Linked DNA regions of Mus musculus: region 2 is linked to region 1. Evidence: chromatin loops called from intact Hi-C (ENCODE). Cell type or tissue: heart. All regions are shown on one strand. Each heading gives the region's core, and the rest is flanking DNA. Links, peaks and the distances in the headings are about the cores only. Region 1 has its middle 58 kb from the start of F630028O10Rik. Region 2 has its middle 88 kb from the start of Gm39527.

What was found. Hi-C counts contacts between places; a loop is a spot of excess contacts. Peaks named below come from ENCODE experiments on the same cell type or tissue, not always from the same donor. Only the 100,000 strongest peaks of a DNase experiment are listed, where the experiment ranks them.
Region 2: it touches region 1 in a loop (7-fold over the local background); 3 of 42 quality-filtered maps call a loop at or near these places.

Annotation. Positions count from the first base shown.
Region 1 is chrX:96,180,926-96,183,742 of GRCm38, forward strand. No RefSeq gene overlaps it. Among named protein-coding and RNA genes, the nearest start is that of F630028O10Rik, 58 kb to the right of the region's middle. In heart, for the core only: no CTCF peak of the experiment used is centred there; no DNase peak of the experiment used is centred there.
Region 2 is chrX:96,877,697-96,880,513 of GRCm38, forward strand. No RefSeq gene overlaps it. Among named protein-coding and RNA genes, the nearest start is that of Gm39527, 88 kb to the right of the region's middle. In heart, for the core only: a CTCF peak has its summit at 1,239 (motif pointing left); no DNase peak of the experiment used is centred there.

The DNA of each region.
Region 1 (2,817 bases), core at 296-2,795:
TCCTGTAGAAGACTTGCACTAGATCAAGCCAATAAGAACTCCAGCATTGATAGGAGGGTGGGCTTCTGAAGTGCCACTTCTAGCTGAGGAGCTATTGTCAGTTGATTGCAGTTGGGAAAGGGATTGCTACTTTTATTTTAGAATATGGCTGATAGTAGGTTGGCCACGCTTCATGGACAGCTCCACATCTGTGTGCAAATGGCCAGCACTCATCAGATTCATTGGGTTATTTATTGGATTCACTGGGTTATTTTTAAAGGAGGATATGGAAGTGGGAGGGAGATGTGTTGGAGTAGGGAAGAGTTTGGAAGGGAAGGTGAGAATAGATTATGATCAAAACATCATATATCAGGATGTACTGTATGATGGAAAAATAAATATTAAAAAAGAGAAAAATGCATCATACATATGGGTGAAATGTTCAAAGGACAAATAAAATATTTGTCAAAAAATATGTAGCAGGGCCAATGAAATGGTTCAGTGTGTAAACATGCCTGTTGTAAAGTCCAGTGAACTGCATTTGATCCCCGCAGTTCACATGGTGGAAATCTACTCCTCCATGTTGTCCTCTGACACCCACATCTACATGTCCATCCACACACACCTGTAACCCCTACATCAACACCACAACATACATAGCTGTTGAAGATGTTTGCATTTGAATTCATCATGAATGATTTTGTGTGTGTGTGTGTGAGAGAGAGAGAGAGAGAGAGAGAGAGAGAGAGAGAGAGAGGGAGGCTACTTAGTGGGTGTATTGGTATTAGCAAGAGGGAAAGAAGTGGCTGTGCTGATAATGGGGATTGGAAATCCCTAGTTTGCTCTCCTAGGTTCCATTCTTCCTCACTGCGGAAAAAGAAAACAACATCCACACATTCAAGCCTGTTTTTCTTTCAGATTGAATGTATTCCTTCTTTTCATTCAGCTACCATGCTATATATAACCATTACTCACCTTACCCTTGCGCATTACCTGCTATTTTACAAGAAGCAAGTCATACGTAATATTTCTTTACTGTCTCTTAAGAATTATCCTCATTTACAGATGAGAAGTTAAGGCACAGGGAAGTAAGGTATCCTATCCAATATAAAAACTCATCAGTGATTATGTTGACATTTTAGCCACCTTCTAGCTGGGTATGCTTTCTCACATGTCATTGGTTTAAAGTAAACTGTATATAATCATGCCAACAAGAAAATGTAGATCACTGTGTCAGAGGTTATTCTTTAATATAAGGGTTTGTAATGCAGCCTTGAATGAACTATGTAGCTCAGGGTCACCTCAAACTCATGATCCACTTTGCCCCAGTTTTCTGAGTTTATAGGATTATAGGCATATACCAGTACATGCACCTAGGGACTCTTTCATGTTAACTAATTTAAAATTTACAACAATTCCAGATGGCAGAAAGCAGTGTTGTTCCCATTACAAGATAAGGAAAACAAACTGGTAAATAGATTGCTTAAACTAACACAGCTTCAAAATCGCAAGAACGGAGATATGAAATCAGGGACCCCTGGAGACTGTTTTTTTTTGGGGGGGGGGAGGGTTGCAGGGCGGTGTTTGAGCAAGCATTTCTCTGTGTAGTGTTGGTTGTTCTGGAACTTGCTCTATAGACTAGGCTGGCCTCAAACTCAAGCATCTTCCAATCTCTGTCTCGAGAATGCTGTGATAAAAGGCATGTGCAACCACACCTGGCTTAAAGACTTGGTCTTAAACTGCTATTCAATATTATATTTTGTGGTCCATCTCAGTTTCCTGAAAATTCTGAACTAGGTGTCTGGAGTGCAAACAACTGGTTTCCAGAGCACATTCTGTCTTCTGTCACTGGTAAGGTTTTTACCTTTTCTACTCTGGGCCTGTTTCCGTCTCCAGGAAATAGAAACCTTAGACCTTAGAATTCTGAAGTGCTTTCAGTAATAAATTGAACTGGAAAATTGTCAATACCTATTTAAAACAGAAAACAGCATTATTAAATGTGTTGAAAAGTGTTTTAGAAATAGCCATGCTCTGTAGATTTTATAATAATGAGATACATAAAGGGGAGCCAGCTCTCTCTCTTTCTCTCTCTCTCTGAAATGAGGCAAACATTAACTACTGTTCAAGCAATACTGAATACTGGTGTTTGTGTTAAGTTCTTTGAATTCTTACTGTATATACCCATGATGCTCATTTTCCTATAGATAAATGAAGATATTGGTAATTTGGACATTTTACTCCTTAAATAACACCCTTTAGACTTGGTGCCATTGTTGGCTTAAGCAAAAGATTACTAACCCCAAAGCCACCCAGACTACCCTTTTGCCAGCATCAGCTCTTTTCAATATTCATAGACAACTAGAGGAAAATCATAGGTGGTTGCCATGGATTCTAAAGGCAAAGCAGCCTCTGCCAAAGCTGCTTCTTTTTGTTTATTTTTGATCTTTACGTAGCTAAGGACATGAGAGCTACCTTGAATTCCTGCTCTTCCTCCACCACTTTCAAGTGCTGGGATTACAGGTGTGTACTGCCATCCCCAGAATAGACAACACTGTTTGAAACACTTTGTGCCAAATGTTTGTCATTATTAGTCTAAATAAATTAAAGAAGGCACTGCAACAATTTCTATCTTTACCAGAGGGATTGCTTATCCCTTGATGTTCTAGCCAAGGTATAGTTGTGAATGGTGCTGAAGAGAAAAGCTGTGATTTTTCCAAAACATAAATGTGAATGACTGTGATTATTCTATGAAGGAGGTATGTGGTTGGTCTGAATGTCTCTGATTGGTCAAAAACATATGGTTATTACTGGCCCATATGTACTTTTTTGACACATATA
Region 2 (2,817 bases), core at 222-2,721, 700 kb after region 1:
TATATTTTTGGATGATTACCACATTCTTCTTCCATGGCTCTGCATATGATTTGAAATCAGGTTTACTAATGCATATTGAAGTGCTTTTATTCTTTAGAATGTCTTCTGCCATATTTTGTTTGTTTTGCTTTCTTATGATTTTTTTCTAGTCTAAGCAATATGGCACTGGGATTTTTTTATATTGATATTTATTTTAAAATAAAAAATAAATTTATGCTGTGTTTACATAGTTTCCACCACTCTCTTTCTGCAACTTTCCCTTATCTCTTCCACTACAGTTTCCCACATATCTTCATCTACATTTCATTACCTCTTTTATCTCTTCTTCAACTAGTGTGTGTGTGTTTGTATATGTGTGTGCTCAAGCAGATACAACACATTCTTCTATGCATATGCATACCAAAGCCCACTATGTTGAAGTCTCTGTTTTGTTCTGCCACCTGAAGTCATGTTGATATGAGTGGCCTGCACTACCATCTCAGGCCATGTTCATGTTCTTGACCTCTGCTGAAGCAGAAGGCCATGTTGATGTCTGTGGTGTGTACTGCCACAGGAGACCAGGCTGAGCTCCACAGAATACGTTAATGCCATAGATCGTGTGGATGGCTGTGGTCCATGCTCTTGCAAGAAACCACATGGAAATCCATGATTCATGCTCCCGCTCACTGTAAAGGGCAAGGAAATTACATTTGCCATGGTATTTATGACTGCAGACTCACAATTGAGGAAAAAGGAGAGAGAAGGTATCTGTGATAACCTCTACTTTCCTGTTCCCCCTCCCAAAATGTAGCAGCCTAGAAAGAAAGCCATCAAAGAAAAATCTTAAAAATTGTGGTAAGGATGCTGAAATGTAGCCTTCCACAATTGATAGCCTGTGGCAAGGATGTGGGTAGAGAAGAATTATTTTCTTTAAGGCACTGGTAGTTTGACCATGCTCTGGGAGCGTATGGGCAACACAAATTGGACTCTTGCTCCCTCTCTCCCTCCCTCTTCCCCTATATTCATTCATTTCCCCTGTTCTTCTTGGGGGTTGGGAGGGGGTGGAGAGCCAAGGGTAGGAAGGACCTGAGAGGACTGGGAAGTTAGTGTGATAGGGGTTCATAATGTGAAACTCCCAAATTATTAATACAAGTAGTATATTTTAAAAAAAAAAGTAAACTGCAGTTCTGAGCAGAAAGAATGGCTTGTGCTGCTGTTTGCCTCAAGTCTTTGCATTTGCTCTGCAATGTCCCCACCTGGTGGCCACTCAGAATCATTTATCATTTCCAACAAAACTTCTAAAAGGAAATACTTTTCTCACAGTTTCATGCTTTATTCTAGCAATGTTCACTGTCCTCTCTGATGATCTGTGAAGTATCATGCACTCAACCCATGTGTAGCACCTGTTACATAATTCATTAATTAATTTTAACACACATTTTCAGTATTTTAAGAGGTTCTTGTGTTTTATGTATGCTTATGTGTGTATATTTTTGTGAATACCATATAAATTCATGTTCCTGGGGGGGGGTCAGAGGCATAGGTAATCTCTGTACTGAATTACGTTAGTACTGAGAACTGGACTCTGGTGCTCCACAAGAGCAACAATCACTCTTAAACACCTTGTCATATTTCCATACTGGAATAGGCTTATTTTCTAAGTATCTACTCTGGAGCAAATGCAGGGTTAAAGGTGAAGATAAGTGGGTAATAAAGGCCAGGTGACAATCTCCATAAAGACAAACAACCCAATCAAAAAATGGGTAATAGAATTAAACAGAGATTTCACAACAGAGGAATCTCAAAGGGCTGAGAAGCACTTAAAGAAATGTTCAAAGTCTTTAGCAATCAGGAAAATTCAAACCGAAACAATCTTGAGATTCCACCTTACACCAATCAGAATGGCTAAGACCAAAAACTCTGGTGACAGCAGATGCTGGTAAGAATGTGGAGAAAGAGGAACACTCCTCCATTTTCTGGTGGGATTGCAAATTGGTACAACTGCTCTGGAAATCAGTCTGGCAGTTTCTCAGAAAATTGGAAATAGATTTACCTGAAGACCCAGCAATACCACTCCTGGGAATATACCCAAAAGATGTTCCACCATACAATAGGGCAACATGCTCCACTGTGTTTATAGAGGCCTTTTCTCTGATAGTCAGAAGCTGGAAACAACCGTGATGTCCCTCAACTGAAGAATAGATACAGAAAATGTATACAATGGAATACTACTTAGCTATTAAGAAGGAGGATATCATGAGTTTTGCCGGCAAATGGATGGAACTAGAAAATATAATGAGTGAGTAACTTAGTCAAAGAAGGACATGCATGGTATATACTCACTAATAAATGGGTACGTACTGGCTAATTTTGTGTCAACTTGACACAGGCTGGAGTTATCACAGAGAAAAGAGATTCAGTTGGGGAAAGGCCTCCATGAGATCCAACTGTAAGGCATTTTCTCAATTAGTGATCAAGGGGGAAAGACCCCTTGTGGGTGGGACCATCTCTGGGCTGGTAGTCTTGGTTCTATAAGAGAGCAGGCTGAGCAAGCCAGAGGAAGCAAGCCAGTAAGGAACATCCCTCCACGGGCTCTGCATCAGCTCCTGCTTCCTGACCTGCATGAGTTCCAGTCCTGATTTCCTTGGTAATTTCCAGCAGTATGGAAGTGTAAGCCTAATAAACCCTTTCCTCCCCAACTTGCTTCTTGGTCATGATGTTTGTGCAGGAATAGAAACCCTGACTAAGACAAATTGGTACCAGCATAGTGGGGTATTCCTGTGATAACCTGACCATGTTTTGGGGAGGACTGTGGAAGGACTTTGGAACTTTGGGCTA